Linked DNA regions of Mus musculus: region 2 is linked to region 1. A link is a loop called in an ENCODE intact Hi-C map of the cell type or tissue named here. Cell type or tissue: heart. All regions are shown on one strand.

Region 1 (8,000 bases):
AAATGCCATAAACTTGCTGAATACAATACAAAAACACTGGGGTACTCCTCCAAAACTTTTTACTGTTTTTAGACCGCCTGAGTAACTAATCTAATCTTGAACTCACAATAACTATGCAAGCTCAAGTGCTGGGCTTATAGGCAGGAGCCATCAGACTTGGCCCTAACACATTTCTAAAGGGGAGGTGTAGTACTACACTATTTCCTCAGCTTATAGTAAAGATACAACTTCAGTGCCCAGCTAGTGGAAAACAAGTCTCTCATAGCTTTCATTTATTTCAAACAGCACTAAAGTGGCTTTCACACTAGCCATGAGTGGTGGCTCACACCTTTAATCCCAGTACTTTGGGAGGCAGAGACCAGTTTGGTCCACTTAGGGAATTTCAAGTCATATTGTCAGTTTTTGTTACACCTTTAAAATTGCACAGGGCCAGGCAGTGGTGGCACACGCCTTTAGTCCCAGAACTTGGGAAGCAGAGGCAGGCGGATTTCTGAGTTCGAGGCCAGCCTGGTCTACAGAGTGAGTTCCAGGACAGCCAGGGCTATACAGAGAAACCCTGTCTCAAAAAAAGGAAAAAAAAAGAAAAAAGAAAAAAGCATAGGATTATGCCTTCCCCGGGGCATTCACCTTTACACAGCACCTGCTTCTCCCATTTCTCACAATCTCCCAGCTATTGGCAACAAGAGCCTTTACCTCTTCTTGTCCAACTCATGTTTCCTTAAATGCACTTCTGCATCCTGAATTTCATAGTCATCAAATCCAACATTTCTCTTTATGCTCTGCCAACACTAAGACTACAGCAGCTGGGTGTGACTGCACAGCCTGTAAGCCAAGCACTCAGGAGGCCCGAGCAAGAGGATCCTGGGTTTGAAGTCAGTGAGACTCTAAGACTGTACGACACGGTGTTTTTATTTTATAATTTCACAATGACCACCTATGTTTTGATATAACTGATTCCGGAATAGAAGCGACTGAATTATGCCCACCTCTCTACCTACCAATATTCACCGGAGGCCTAGTTTCCCTTTTTCCTGATATCCTAGTCCTTCTACAGTAACATTTCATCCCACTTAATAAGCTTGCTTCAGAGTCCACATTAAACCCCACCAACCTGGCAAGGTATGAGATCAGGAAAAGCTTAAAGGTCTCTTTACTGAGCTTCTGTTCAGAAGCATGTGTTGACTTTTCATACTGAGTTTCAACTCATCTGAAGGAACACCACTATTTCTAATGTACTGAGGGAAGGTTGCTGGGGAATCAAAACTGGGCCCTCAACATACTAGGCCAACTTCCCTACCACCTGAGCTCCAAGCCCAGCCACAATCCCTAAGGTTTACCACTACTGTCCTCCAGGTGACGCTGCTGGATTAAGAAACATTATAGCAATATGATTAAACCATTTAAATTGAGAGAAAACCTTGAAGATTAAAGACCAAAAAATGACTTGTAGTACAAACATTCCTACTTTTATACTTGAGAGACCGTGAAGCCAGGAGAACTAACTTTCAAAGTCAGAACAATGGCCTCAGATCATCCCATCCAGCCAGTGTCTTGTTTCACTCTCTAGAACTACATACTTACCTGCCTTTCAATTGCCTGAAAGCAAGGCCACATTCACCCCGAGATAAGCTAGGCACGGTGGTTCGCACCAGTGAGCCCAGCATTTGACAGTTAAGGCCGCAGCATCGGGAGTTCAAGGCCAACCTCATCTATTAATGTGTTTGAGGCCAGCCTGAGATGCATGAAACCCTATCTAAAAGGGGAAAAATTAAAGCAAACAATATAAGTTTACTAGAATTCACTCTTCCCAAAAGCTTAATTAAGGTTTATTAATGGGTGACTCATTAACATTTATTAAGAATTTTATCTACGCCGGGCAGTGGTTGTGCACGTCTTTAATCCCAGTACTTGGGAGGCAGAGGCAGGTGGATTTCTGAGTTCGAAGACAGCCAGGACTACATAGAGAAACCCTGTCACGAAAAACCAAAAAAAAAAAAAAAAAAAAAAAAAAAGAATTTCATCTACAAACTATACCAACAGGCAAATGAGATAAAAGTACATCCCATTAATACAGGTGGGACAAACATGAATTCTGATAGAAAATACTCCTCGTTTTTAACAGTTTATTTGAGGGAATGTTTTACCATAAATTTGATGGTACAAATATTAAATTCTCAATGTTTGATATCTTTTCCAACTGATGAATCATTTTAGACATAGATTATAAATTTCAAACACAAAGGTCCATTAGCTTTTGCAAAATGTTTCCTCAATGCCTCGGAGAACATCTGTGGATACAAGCAGGAAATTGCAGAACACTCTTCAAGGCCATTTAGAAACACACCAGAAACCTTTTCTTTTTTTTCCTGCTAAAATTGTTTTTTTCTTATAATCTCTCTCTAGTCTTTCCTTTCTTCCCACCTCAGGATAGTTGATAGCTCCAGACATCTGATGGCCATTTCCCCTTTACTGTGTATCCTCTTCATTTTCAGAGGTCCTCCCTAAACTGCCCAAACCTCCAAGCCCACTCACATATGGAGCAAAGGCCCCCTAAGCCAGCTGTTCAGGGAGAGGCCTCAACTTGCACAATACCAGAAACATTTAGACATTTAGTAGTGACTTGGTGTGTGGATAGAGGTGGCTTTCAGGGTACACTTTAGTAATATCAGTCTTGTTTCCAAAAAATTTTGCAAAACTGTTATTTTAAATTCATTTTCTCAAAGAATCCACAATTTCTTCAGAAAAATTCATACCCCAAACCTAGAATGTTCCCTGGTATAAATGAATGCTTCTAACCAGAAAAGCATACCATAATGCTGAAATCAGTATCACCAAGGAATCAACAAATGGCCTGCCTGTGATGTTGCTGGATTCCAGAGACATCCTGCTGAATGTGTACAAGGACCCTGGAGGAAAGCTAACTTGATTATTGTTCTTACCTGAGAAAATCCTAAATGTTGGCCTCAATTTTCTATTTCATGTAGTATCAAAATACAATTTCCAAATTAAATGTGTATGGAGTATGTGGGTTTAAGAAAGCCTTTCAAAGACTAGCCATAGGTCATATGAGCTACAATTCAGGGCAGTTAATACTTAGGTCAGCTAAAAACTGCCCAAGGGCTGCTAAAATGCAGATTTCTGGGTCTCACCCTCAAAAATGTTTATGTATTTAGAAGTCTAAGGTGGAATCCAAGGAAATTTTCTCCCTAGTCTTAAGAGCTAGGTGGCCACAGTTGTAATTCTGCCACTGTGTGACCTTGACAAGAAATATTCTTTTAGAAAAAACCCAGGATGATGTGAAGAGTTGTCTATAGTGATGTGGTAACAGAACTCCAAAGTCTTGGGTAGGCAGGTAGGCTCTAGGCTAAGCTATTGACTAGGGTGTGGCTGGGCAGGTCTCCTTTACCGGAAATCAAGCTCCAGAATCCATCTCTGAGGGTCTCAGGAATGCAAAGGCCCCCAGGGTTGCTTCGTTTTCATTTCATCTCCAGGAAGGCACGCAGCATGGACCGTTGGGATGTATGCAGGGACCCACACCCTCCTTCACGCCCAGGACTGCTGGAAAGGGGTCTTCCCACACAAAGCCAGACCCGAGGTGTGGAAAGTGGGGGAAAAAAACAACTTCAGACAAGCAAACCAAACCGGTCGTAGTAGAGAAAACCAGGAGATGGGTCTCCACTCGCGGATGAGCCTTTATTACAAGTGGGTGAATGGTGGAAGGAAAGCGCCTTTCGCCCAGGTCCGGCAGAAGGGTCTAGAAGCAGGAACGCGACTTCCTCCTTTCCTCGGGCACCCCCTCCCCCACCGGGGCTCTGCGCTAGGACACGGCGACCCCCGCCCGCCAGCCACCGAGAGGCCTCCCGGGGAGACCCCGCCCCGGCCAGGCCGCAGGAAACGGAGAGTCCAGCGGCCGCCGCGCCCAAAAGGTGGCGGCGCGTAGGGAGAGAGCCGCCGCCCAGGCTCGGGCCGCCCCGCCCCGCAGCCCCCGGCCGCCCGGCTCCCCAGCGCGCTCACCGCCTTCATGGCGGAGGCCATATCGTCGTAGCGCTCCGCCTGCTCCGCCAGTCGCGCCCGCTGCAGCAGCTGCTCTCGATCCCCCATGTCGCTCGCGACTCGGCCTCGCCTCGCACGCCCACACCGCCTGCTCACTCGCTCGCTCGCTCGCCCGCCCGTCCGCTTCCCGGTCGCCGCCGAGGCCGCTACCGCGCACGCGCACTGGCTCGCCGGCTGGCGGGAGGCTGCAGGCTGCGCCGCCGCTCGCGCCTTCTCGCTGGCTGGCTGCACGCGCTGTGGCGAGCGCCGCGGAGCCGCCGAGAGAGGATAGGGGGCGCCGCGGGCGGGCGGGCGGGCGGGGAGGACGCGACCACGCCTGCGCACTCGGATCAGCCCGCCGAGCTACGGGAGGGGGCGGGGCGGCCCAGCCCTAACGGTCTTTTTAAGGTGACGTCACCTACTATAAATAGCCGCGGCGAGGGCCGCGCTGGAGAGCTGCGCAGGCGCCTTAGGAGTACTGCAGTTTACCGCCGCAGCGTTGGAGGGTGGGGAGCGGCTGGGGCGCGGCGATGGTGGTTCCGCAGGCAGGCGTTGTCGCAGCCCTGGCCAGGAAAACGCTACAGAACCCATGATAGAGCTCGGGCTTGAGAAGCAGATACCCGCAGATAACCCTGTATGGAAAAGCCGAGGCGCCCCGGACCGAGGGGCGGCTTTGTTGGGTGTTGCCACCTCCAGCAAGCGGTCAGCTCTGTCAGCGGCGTGGGGTGGGTCCTGCCCTTTGGGACAGCCCCTCACAGACACACTAGAATCCACAATACTGCAGGGTAGTGCCATCCTTAAAACTGACCTTGGGCCAGCTCTGGCTTGCACAGGAAGGGATAGGGAACTTGGCAGAGCGGAGTAGCGTTCAGGACATACCTACGGGGACCTGACTTACTGTTGGGCCTTGACTAGCACTAACCTATTTCATACAACCACTCCGGGAAAGGCTCAGCAGGTCCCCCATTCTTCAAAGCAGAAGTGCAATCTACAACCCTGGTAAACCTAGGAAAACCAAAAGTTGGCAACTATCAGGGTCGACTTAGCCTGGTTCAAATCTTTTTAGGGAATTAGTGATTATAGGTCAGAGGTGCAGTGTTGGCCTGGAGGGCCTGATGCTCAGTGGAAGAAGGAACAAAAATTCAAGGCAAGGTGACATATCCTATTTGTGGAGGGGCCAAAATCTAATTTCAGTGTCTTCTTGGATTTCTGTGGCGATGGACTGGACACTAAGCCTTCACCGCTCCTGTCGTTCTGTGCTAAAGGTCCCTGGGTTGGACCTCAAGCTAGAAAAAGTGCAATTAAAACAAAACAGTCTGGCATGGTGGAACATGTCTTTAATCCTAGTAGCCAGGAAACAAAGGAACAGGCAGGCATATCTCTGAGTTCTAGGCCAGTCAGGGATACACAGAGAAATCCTGTCTGAAACACACACACACACACACACACACACACACACACGGCTGTTACACAAAGAGAAGCCATGCACACACATAAGAAAAATCTAGCCCACTGTAGCACAGAAGAAGGGGCCTTAGGTTCACTGAGGAGTGTGTGTGTGTGTGCTCATGTTGAAGACTGCTCAGGAGCCATGTTTTTGTTTTTGTTTTTGTTGGTTTTGTTTTTTGAGACAGGGTTTCTCTGTGTAGCCCTGGCTGTCCTGGAACTCACTCTGTAGACCAGGCTGGCCTCGAACTCAGAAATCCGCCTGCCTCTGCCTCCCGAGTGCTGGGATTAAAGGTGTGCGCCACCACACCCAGCTATGATATATATATGTGTGTGTGTGTGTGTGTGTGTGTGTATATATATATATATATATATATATATATATATATATATATATGCATGCGCCACCCCCATATCACCTGTCACTGTCACACAGTCACACACTTAAGATACTTGTTAGGGGAAATATTAGCCTGGTTTGTTAACCAGGATTTGTGTTAGTAGAGGTGGCTCTTCAAATATGGTGAAACTTAACAGATGGGGACCTTCTAACCACTCAAATCCCAGCTCATGGCTGCCAGGTCCTTATTTATTTGAAAGTTTGTTGTTGTTACATTGAAACAGTCTCACATGTAGTCCAGGCTGGCCTCAAACTTGTGATTCTCCTACCATCCCCCCTGGAGTTCCCAGGTTGCGGGCACGTGCCCCGAGTTCCAGCAAACCTCAGTTTTTGAGCCTGGCATGAGCCAGTTGCACCTTTGCTGGGGTTACTGCAGTATTGAGCATGTAGCCGGTGCTCAGTGCTGGAGGCAGAGCTCCGGGGAGGGAAAGTGCCCTCTGCACAAGCCTGGAGTGGTAAGAAGCCAGTCAGGTGTGGTGAAACATGCTTGAGTCCCAGTGCTGGGGAGGTAGAGGCAAGCGGATTCCTCGGGCTTTGTGAGCACCCATCACAGTCTCATTGGTGGACAGTTAGCCTTCTGTAAAGATGGAGTGCCAGGGCGGGTGGGTATGGCCCTGAGGTCCTGACCTCAACTTTCTAGCTCTGAAAGTCTGGGGGCTTTGGAAAATCTAACAGCATGGCAAGAGGTAAAGCCAGGCCTGCTCCTAAAGATAGGTGTTGGCCTGACAATGCAATTTAATGGTAGGACACCTGCAAAGCACATGCAAGACTCTCGGCTTAATTCCTAGCACTCCAAATAAGTAAATAAAGCTGGTCATGGTGGCACACACTTTTAATCTCTGGGCTCTTGAGGAAAAGGCAGGTGGGTCTCTGAGTTCAAGCAGAGACTGATCTACAGAGTGAGTTTCAAGACAGCCAGAGCTACATAAGGGAGACCCTGACAATCAATCAATCAATCAATGACTGAGACCTTATCGATGAAACAAGGAAACAAATCCTCATTTCCTAGCAGTCATGAGGCGGCAGCTTGCCAGTACACTACCATTTAGCTAAGGTGAGGCCAGCACTCTTCCCATTCTAAAGGTAAGGGGGAAGGAGGCCAGGCAAGTGCTCGGCTTGCCAACTGCAGCACAGTACAGACACTTGGTCCCAGATGTGTCTTCACCACTGTCTGCACCACTGCCCGTGACCTTCTGAGGGTCTTCTGAGTACTGGGCTGAGATTGTAACTGTCAAGTGCTCCTTAAATGGTTCCTTAAATGGGAAGTAAAGGAGAGGGTCACTAGTCTTTGCCAAGGTTCTCTGCCAGGCAACTGTGCTAAAAAACCATCTTTTCCTTCCCAGGATGTTAGTAGGAGGCAAACAGATTGCTACAGCCTCCCGGCTTCTTCCAGACGGTTGTGGTGGACTGGCCCTGACTCAGGAAACAAAGCAATCTGTGAGGGCCAAGGCCACTGGGGAAGGCAGAGCCCCAGGGTGGGGTGGGAGGTTGCTCTGCAGCGCAGGGCTTATGGAAGGATCCTTCCCTACTAAACGATATCAGAGTTTCCACCTAGCTCTTTACAACATGAGCCTGAAGCCACTTTTAAAACTCATTACTCACTCCCTGGACATCTTGGGCACACCATGTTCCCAGACTCTGCCCACAAATTTCTACCCACTAAGATGTCCTTATCTCTGCCTCCGAGCCTTTCTGTTTCTTCAGTACTGCTTCCTCCCCCCACCCCTTTTTTTAATTTTATTTTTTGTAGACAAGTTCTCCTCACATAGCCCAGGCTGACCTCGAACTTTCAAACTTGTAATCCTTTTGCCTTTGTGTCCAAAGTGTAAGGTTTAAAGGCATGTCCCATGACATAGGTCCAGCAAATCCCACCTTCAAAGAGCCTGCTCCCCCGGTTTCTCCAACAGGAGATGCTCTGCAGGGCACTGGAAAGATGGCTCAGTGGCTAAGAGCTACACTTGGAGAGGACCTGAGTCGGCTCCCAGCCCCGCTCTCAGGTAGCTCCCAGGCACCTGTAACTCCAGGTCCTGATGCCTTCTCGGATCCCTGAACTCAATCCAGTGCACATATCCACATACACACATAAATACCTACATGTAACTTAAAATAAGCAAAATAAATC
Region 2 (8,000 bases), 260 kb before region 1:
CAGGTATGGTGGTGAATGCCTGTAACCCAAGCACTCCAGAGGCTGAGGTAGGAGGCTTGAGTTATACAGCAGAGCACTAATAACAATTTCCTTTGTTAGTATAAGAAACAGAAAAATGAATGTTAAACCTCGTCTTGGAGCACTCTTCTGTGGAGGTTTAAGCATGCCACTGTGTAGGGATCAATGCTTTAATATGTAAAGCCCACATCGTGAGTTTTATTTTTGCTTTGGGAGAGTTCAGATTACATGACACTATTTGCAAGGAGCTTGCACTTGCCTTAGAGTTCTCTGGGCACTAGGATGCAGGCCTTGCCCAGAGGCCATGGTTTGACTTGCCATAGAGTCCGTAGGACAGAGTAGCCATGCTCCCGGAGCTGCAGAGTGCCCTGTGGCTAGAGCCTGGGCGGGCTGCCGTCCTGCTAGCCTCATGGAGAGTATGAGCATGCAGAGGTTCCAGAGGCAGCTGTGAGGCTGTGGACGAGGCTGGGACATGTGTGTTCACATCATGCTTGTTCCAAGAACAGGAAGGACTTGAGGGGCTGGAGAGACACCTCAGCAGTTAAGAGCGCTTCCTGCTCTTGTAGAGGAACTGGGTTTGGTTCTTAGCGCTCACTGTTTATAACCTTAGCTCCTGGGGATCCAATGCCCTCTAATGGCCTCTGCGGACACATTGCACACATATGGTACACACAAAGTCATGTACACACACACACATACATGTACAGGCACATAAATAAAATAAAGAAATATCTAGGCATGGTGGCACTTTAATCCCAGCTCTCAGGGGACAGAGGCAGGCAGAGCTCTGTGATTTCAAAGCCAGCCTGGTCTACATTGTAGGACTGAGTTCCAGATCAGCCAGGGCTACAGACACTGTCTTAAGAATAAATAAATACAGTTGAGCAGTGGTGGTGTATGCCCATAATCCCAGTACTTAGGAGGCAGAGGCAAGCAGATCTCTGCGTTTGAGGCCAGCCAGGGTTACACAGAGAAACCCTGCCTCAAACAAACAACAAACAAAGCAAACCAAACAAAAGCCATCAAAAAACAACAAAACAAAAGGAGTAAGTAAGTGAATAGATCTTTAAAAGGTGATACTGGTGGGGATTTAGCTGTTTGCTTGCTAGCAAACAAAGGGTTCTGGGTTTGGCCCGCAGCTTCCGTTAAAAAGGAGCTCAGGGTACTGAGGTGAGAAGTGAGAGAGGAGAGTGACAGCTTTCTTCTCTGTGACCACAGTCTAGTCTACAGTGCCAAGGAGTGCTCGAAATACTTCCTTCCATCCTGCCTGTGGAAGTGCTAGGCAGGGCATCTGTCAATGGGGAGTCTAGGACAAGCCCAGTGCCATCAGCTCTTTTTTTTTTTTTTTAAGATTTATTTATTTTTATTATATATAAGTACACTGTAGCTGTCTTCAGACACTCCAGAAGAGGGAGTCAGATCTCATTTTGGATGGTTGTGAGCCACCATGTGGTTGCTGGGATTTGAACTTCAGACCTTCGGAAGAGCAGTCGGGTGCTCTTACCCACTGAGCCATCTCACCAGCCCGCCATCAGCTCTTAAGACTGTTCCCAAAGCCCCTGGTGTGGGCCTCCAAGACTGAGCTCTGTATGGCAGACCAGCCTGGCCTGAGACAGTGTTGCCCATTACCACCCCATTGCCAGTAAAGGACAAGTGGTCTTCCCCAACCAAAACCCTAGAGAAGTTCTCACGTATCCAGTAGGTTTGTGTGTGGCAGGTAGTTCGTCGTTGGCGGCAGATGTAAAGCTATTTTATGTTATTACTTCCAATGATGCAGAAAGCTGTGTCTCAGATAATCAGTACCCGCCCCCATTGTCTTGCTTTAGTTCAATAGAAGACATGTTAATAACCATTTTAGAGGGAGTCATCTTCAGTTTAGGCGTGTGTACATATTGGGAAAGCTGTGCCTTCTGGGAGACCTGGCCAGTTTCAGTGGGTGGAGCTGTCATCCTGCCTTCCCCAGGAGCTATCGCCATCTCCATTTTAAAACAGGGACATTAGTATCCCTCCTTGGAATGTGTTGGGCAGTGGTATGCCAATGGGAAAACAGAAGAGGAAGTGAAATAAATGATCTGTCTGACAGAAACCTCAGTGCAGCCACAGGCAGAGGGGCTGGGCCTTGAGAGAATTCCAGGCAGCACACTTGACACCATGAGAGACAGGTTGGTAATGGAAATCTGAGCAGGAATGACTGTGAACACAGGGCATTCTGTGTTGGTTCTTCCAGAAGGTGTCTGTAAGCACACTGGCACCTCTGGATAGAAAGGGACAAGAGCCAGGGAGAAAGGCTGAGTCTGAGATTTCAAAGTCCCTGTTCTAGAGAGGCTCTGGGGTAAGAGCCTGGATTCTGTAATACCTTCACTTCTTTATACACACATACACACACACACACACACACACACACACACGAGAGAGAGAGAGAGAGAGAGAGAGAGAGAGAGAGAGAGAGAGAGAGAGAGAGAGCAAAATGGGAGTCAGCAACATTGTGTGTTTTCTCTAGAACATTGCTATTCAGCAGACAAGGCGAGTCTGAGCCATTCTACTCACCTGATGTAGGTTATATCCTGCCATGCCTGGGCCCTGATGTTGGTTTGCTGTTGGGTCCTAGCTTTGCCGCTCTCTGTGCATGGAGCATTGAAAGAATGCCTAGCTGTCTGCGACTCATTTTCCCCATCAGTTAACTGGAGGACAGCAGTGCTTAGCTGCTCTAGAACTCACTAATGTGTGTGATTAAATGATGCAACACTCTGAAGAGAGGCAGACACAAACCTTTTGGTATCTATCATCTTAAAGTCCCTGCTATGATTTCACTTTTTCTATTCAACATTTTACTACAAGTCCTACTCACAGTATAGAGGAGGAAAGAGAAGGACAAGAAAACCCATTCAAATTAGAAAGTAAGCAATTCCATACATAGCAACTTCGAAAGGAGTCCCACACCTAAGAGTGAACCTAACCAAAGAGATGAGAGACGTGCATGCTAAAAGCTATAATGGATAGTTAAAAAAAAAACAAAAACAAACAAACAGCAGAAATATTTGTCCTCAGGGCATCTGGAGATAGAGCACTGCAGAAGTGCTTGGCATCTGTCTGATCTCATAGCCTGGGCCTCAGGAAGAAGGGAGCTGACCATTTCCTTTCACCTCTTTATTGTTAAATCTTATCTTGTCGACATTACCAGGTGTGACCAAAAGACAACTGTGCCCAGTCACAGAAGTTGTTCCTTCACCCAGAAGGACACATGTCATTTGATCCCAGAGCAATGTCTGGCACCACAAGAGCTGGAGCACTGCTAAGGGGAGCCTGCTGTGTGAGGCACAGATTTGCCAGCCACTCCCTCCACCTCACCCATAACATACATGTATGTATGTATGTATGTATTTAGGTTTTCTGAGTCAGGTTTTCTCTGTGCAGCCCTGGTTATTTTGTAGCTTGCTCTGTAGACCAGGATGGCCTTGAACGCAGAGATCTTCCTGCTTCTGCCTCCCAAGTGCTGGGATTAAAGTAGTATACTACCAAGCTTGGCTAAAATTAATTATGCTGAAGTAGTCTGGCTACTAACAGTGCTATTTACATGAACGACTTGTTCTGGGAAAATAAATGGAAGCTCTCGTTACACCCTGACATCACAGTGACCACAGGGTGGGGAAGAAACACACATCTAGAGATTGTGCTGAGGCGGCGGCCTCCGTAGGCAGCCCTGCCATCCCTCCAACCACAGTGCATCATGGAAGACCCCATAGAAAACCTTTCAAGACGTTGTAAACTTTTTGTTTGTTTGTTTTGTTTTGTTTTGTTTTGTTTTGTTTTGTTTTTCGAGACAGGGTTTCTCTGTGTAGCCCTGACTGTCCTGGAACTCACTTTGTAGACCAGGCTGGCCACAAACTCAGAAATCCACTTGCCTCTGTCTCCCGAGTGCTGGGATTTAAGGCATGCGCCACCACGCCCAGCTTCATATTGTTATTTTACAAAATAATTCTATTACTATTCAAAAGTTATAACTTCTACCTCATTCACCTTGTGTGAGTGTTCATGTCGCCGTAACAGGACGTCTGACATAAACGACCTAACGGGTTATTTCACTCCTGCTTTTGGAGGTTTCAGTCCACAGTAAGGAGGGCACAGGGGAGAAGAACATCCCAGCGAACCATGCCAGCTGCCTCCTCCTCTTCTCCTCACCCGGCCTCCATCCTGTGGTGGATACCACCACGCTCTGGGTGAGTTCTCTTCCTTAGTCCTCCTGGAGGTGTCTTTGTAGACAAGCCCAAATGTGTGCAGAGCTAACCATGTTGTGCTGTGAATATTTTGTAGCAGTGTTTTGATTTCATATTATTTGTTGACAAACTATAGCTGTAAATACAGAAAATCTGGAGGCCGGGAGGTACACTAGCTGTGGCACCAATCGTGCGTGGTTTTCCACAAAGCACTGAGAATCTGGGTAGGAAAGTGAGGCCTTAGCTGTAGAGCCCACTGATGCTTGTGGTGCAGATCTGCTGTGAGGTTCAAATTTTGCAGTACCTTGGTGTGGGTTCACTACAAATGTTTACTATACTCCCACTGGAGCCCTCTAGCGGAGCTATGGGTACCATACTCAGGAAAGATGAGCTGTGAGCATCTTTACACAGACCCAGCCTTGCAGTTTCTGGCTACATCAAACCTCTCTTCTGGGAGTGTTTATCTCTCTTCCAGGCTCATGCTGGGAGCTCTGAGGCTCTGGGAGGATCCCGATTGCTGCCTCAGGATGGGGACTGTCAAAGTACAGAATTTAGCATGTGCGAAGTGTCAGGGAGCTTTGAGAAACACAGGGCCATATGCACAGAAAGTTGCTTATTGGTCATGAGTGTTTAAGCGTCTTGCCTAGATCTAGTCACTGCACTGGATAGAAGATAAGAGTTCAGTGGGTGGCCATAACCACAACTAGAGAAGACAGCACTAGGAATAAGTCAAGACTGGCAACAAAGGGGATACAATTGCCAGTTCAAAATGTTTGTGGATACTTGCTTCCTAGATGTCAGCAGTGTTTTGGGAGGTTGGAAAACCAACAGAACTTGTGGATTAGTTAGCAGAAGTAGGTCACTGTGTGCACAAGGGGTGGGGTGGGGTGGGGTCGTGGGGTGGGAAGTGGGGTGTTGGAGGTTGTATCTGCTCTCTGCTTCCTGATCTACTAAGATATGAGGAGCCCTGCTGTATGCTACCACCACTGTGGGCTGACCCGCTCTCATTTCCACCTTCCCTGCCATGACAGACTACCTCACCTGAGCTAAAATAAACCCTTGCCCTTTTAAACTGTTTCTTTCAGGTTTTTTGTCTTGGTGATAAGAAAAGTAACCAATACATAGAGGAGCCACTGGCACAACACTGAAGAGGCCTGTAGGGAGGCTGTGGAGCATAAGCAAGCAGCTGCTGATCTGTGGCTCACTTTTATTGTCGTCTATTTTTCTATTGCTGTGAAGTGATGCCATGACCAAGACAACTTAAACAAGAAAGAATTTAATTCAAGGGCCCAGAGTTCCAGAAGGTTAGAGTTTATGGCCATTGTGGCAGTGAGCAAGGGCATAGGTAGGTAGGCATGACGCCAAAGCAGTTCCTGAGAACTTAACATCTGATCTGTAAGCAGGAGGCAGAGAGAGGGACCTGAGAATAACACAGGCTTTTGAAACCTCAAAGTTCACTCCCAGTGACACACCTCCTAATCCTTCCCTAACAGTTTCATCAATTGGGGATCAAACATTCAAATATATGAGCTTATCTTGGCCATCTTCTTTTAAATCACATTTGCTTAATTTTAAGATGTGTCCCAGAAGTTGAGGGAGGGGTTGGCTACAGCTACATTTCAAAACAAAATAGATCCAAAATAGCTGAGAGTGCCTGCTTCTCAGGAACCCTCTTTACTGGACTCAATCCACTGTGAAGTTTTTGCATGTGTTATCTTCTGCAAGCTCTGTCATTCAGTGTCCAAGGCAGAGGCCTAGATTGCTTTCTCCAAATATTGTTTGTTTACCCCCACCTTGGTGTATTTCAGCCTGATTCCAAATAGAGAGGATGTAGTATAAGGACCTATGTCTCCACTAGCTTTTCTGCTTAGTGGCCAGACTTTGGGCTCTGCCTCCTGTCCCTAATACTAACCTTCCTCTAGATGCTACTAGGTATTTTTTGAGTCACCCATCCGCATCAAGCTGACAAGCCCTGTGGGGTCTCTGCCATTTGTATCTCAACAACCATGATATCTCTTCCCCAAACCTGCAAACTCAGCTCTTCCTGGCCTCCAGCCACAGCCTTCTGTTTCCTGCACTGTATCTGGACTTTGAATTTTCTGCTCACTTTCTGGAGTGTTGTTTTCCTAAGTCTCTGCAGAGCTCCGGGGCTCCACATGTTCCCAAACACCAGGTCTCACTAACAGAGACAACACCTGTAAAGTTTCCTAATATTTTCCAGGGCCTCAGCAGATATGTAGGTAGGTGTCTATCTTTTGGTGACCAGAAGAGGAAGTAAGCATTACACTGTAGAACTTAGAGCATCAGAATATACCTCTAATATGTCTTATAGTGCATATGGAATATACCTATAATATGTCTCATAGTGCATATGCTTAAAGCTCCATCCAGTTTCCATACTATTTATTCTATAAGTTATGTAAACAATCCGAATATTTGAGAAAGGCAGAGTGTAAACCTTTCATGTTAGATTCTCAAATTACTTCGAAGAAGGGCTGGCACACAGGGCAGTGCCTTGGGCCTGTCTCTCCATAGGTCTCTTTGGTTGGGTACAAGGTATCCTCTAGTCTCAGAGGGCAGATGTGATTTGATTAAGCTGAGGGGAGTGCTGTGTTACCAGGCCCATTCCTTGGATGAAAACCTAGTACTCTCTGGTAAGGGAACAACTGGGATCCCCTTATCACTCTGATAAGTGTGATCCCAGGGAAAGTACAGCTTTGCCAGAGGATAAACAGCTGAGGCAGGCAGGATGGGTCCATTTACCAGTAACCAGTCTAACCTATGGCCTGTGGTGGAGACTGCCAGGGTAAGGGTAAAACATCATACTCTCTTACTGGCACCAGGATGATGGCTCAGGACTTCAGACCTTGAGCAATGCTGAACAGAGTGGAGTGAGGGTGAATGTGGCCCAACAGACACCAGATGCTCTCTCAGGAGCAAGTGCTTACAGGTGCCTTTGGGCAATCCTAAGGTCATAGGGTCTCTTAGGATGGGCATGTTCAGAACCACCTGTGCATCTCCACATCTCTACCTAGTGGCTTTCTACCTCACATCCGCAGGAGCAGACTCCTGCCTGCAGGGACCATCCCTGGAGTAGGAGTCCAAGCCAGTGTGATGGTGACAAGAAGCCTGGGTTTCCGAGGCTTCCTGGGAGGTTTCCGAGGTTTCCTGGGAGGCCCTAAGGGTTTTTTTTTTCTTTTTTTTTTTTCCATTTTTTTATTAGGTATTTAGCACATTTACATTTCCAATGCTATACCAAAAGTCCCCAATACCCACACCCCCCCCACTCTCCTACCCACCCACTCCCCCTTTTTGGCCCTGGCGTTCCCCTGTACTGGGGCATATAAAGTTTGCAAGTCCAATGTGCCTCTTTCAAGTGATGGCCTATTAGGCCATCTTTTGAGCCCTAAGGGTTTTTATACAAGCCCTGATATAATCCCTCACAAGGATGGAGTGATGTGGTGGTCCTAGTCACAATGTGCAAGAAAAAGTGGGAATTTGGGCAGCCTGAGAAGGAATAGGAGGTGTCACTCTGCCATGGAGTTGCTATGTTAGGATGGAACAACTGGGAGGAGCCCTTTGGATGGATCTGTAGGGAGTCACCTGCAGCTCGAGAAAACTGGAACAGACCAGGAGAGACAGTCCAGGATAGGGGTGGGGATTAAGGGAAAGTGTACATCTGCTGGCTTTCCCCCCTAGCCCTCAGTCTATTTAGGAAATACTGTAGCAGGTTTGAGACTCCACCTGTTAGATCTTTTTCTCCATCCA

The links. Peaks named below come from ENCODE experiments on the same cell type or tissue, not always from the same donor. Only the 100,000 strongest peaks of a DNase experiment are listed, where the experiment ranks them.
Region 2: a loop joins it to region 1, with 2.3 times the contacts of the local background. A loop is called at or near these places in 2 of 42 quality-filtered maps.

The regions. Positions count from the first base shown.
Region 1 is chr5:33,015,169-33,023,168 of GRCm38, reverse strand. Ywhah (tyrosine 3-monooxygenase/tryptophan 5-monooxygenase activation protein, eta polypeptide) reads right to left here and starts at 4,353. Exons shown (of 2, transcript NM_011738.2): 1 at 4,015-4,353. The coding sequence starts at 4,101. In heart, CTCF peaks have their summits at 1,339 and 4,459; a DNase peak (open chromatin) is centred at 4,418; H3K4me3 peaks cover 3,217 bases; H3K27ac peaks cover 2,897 bases.
Region 2 is chr5:33,275,763-33,283,762 of GRCm38, reverse strand. No RefSeq gene overlaps it. Among named protein-coding and RNA genes, the nearest start is that of Ctbp1, 4.8 kb to the right of the region's middle. In heart, a CTCF peak has its summit at 4,587; no DNase peak of the experiment used is centred here.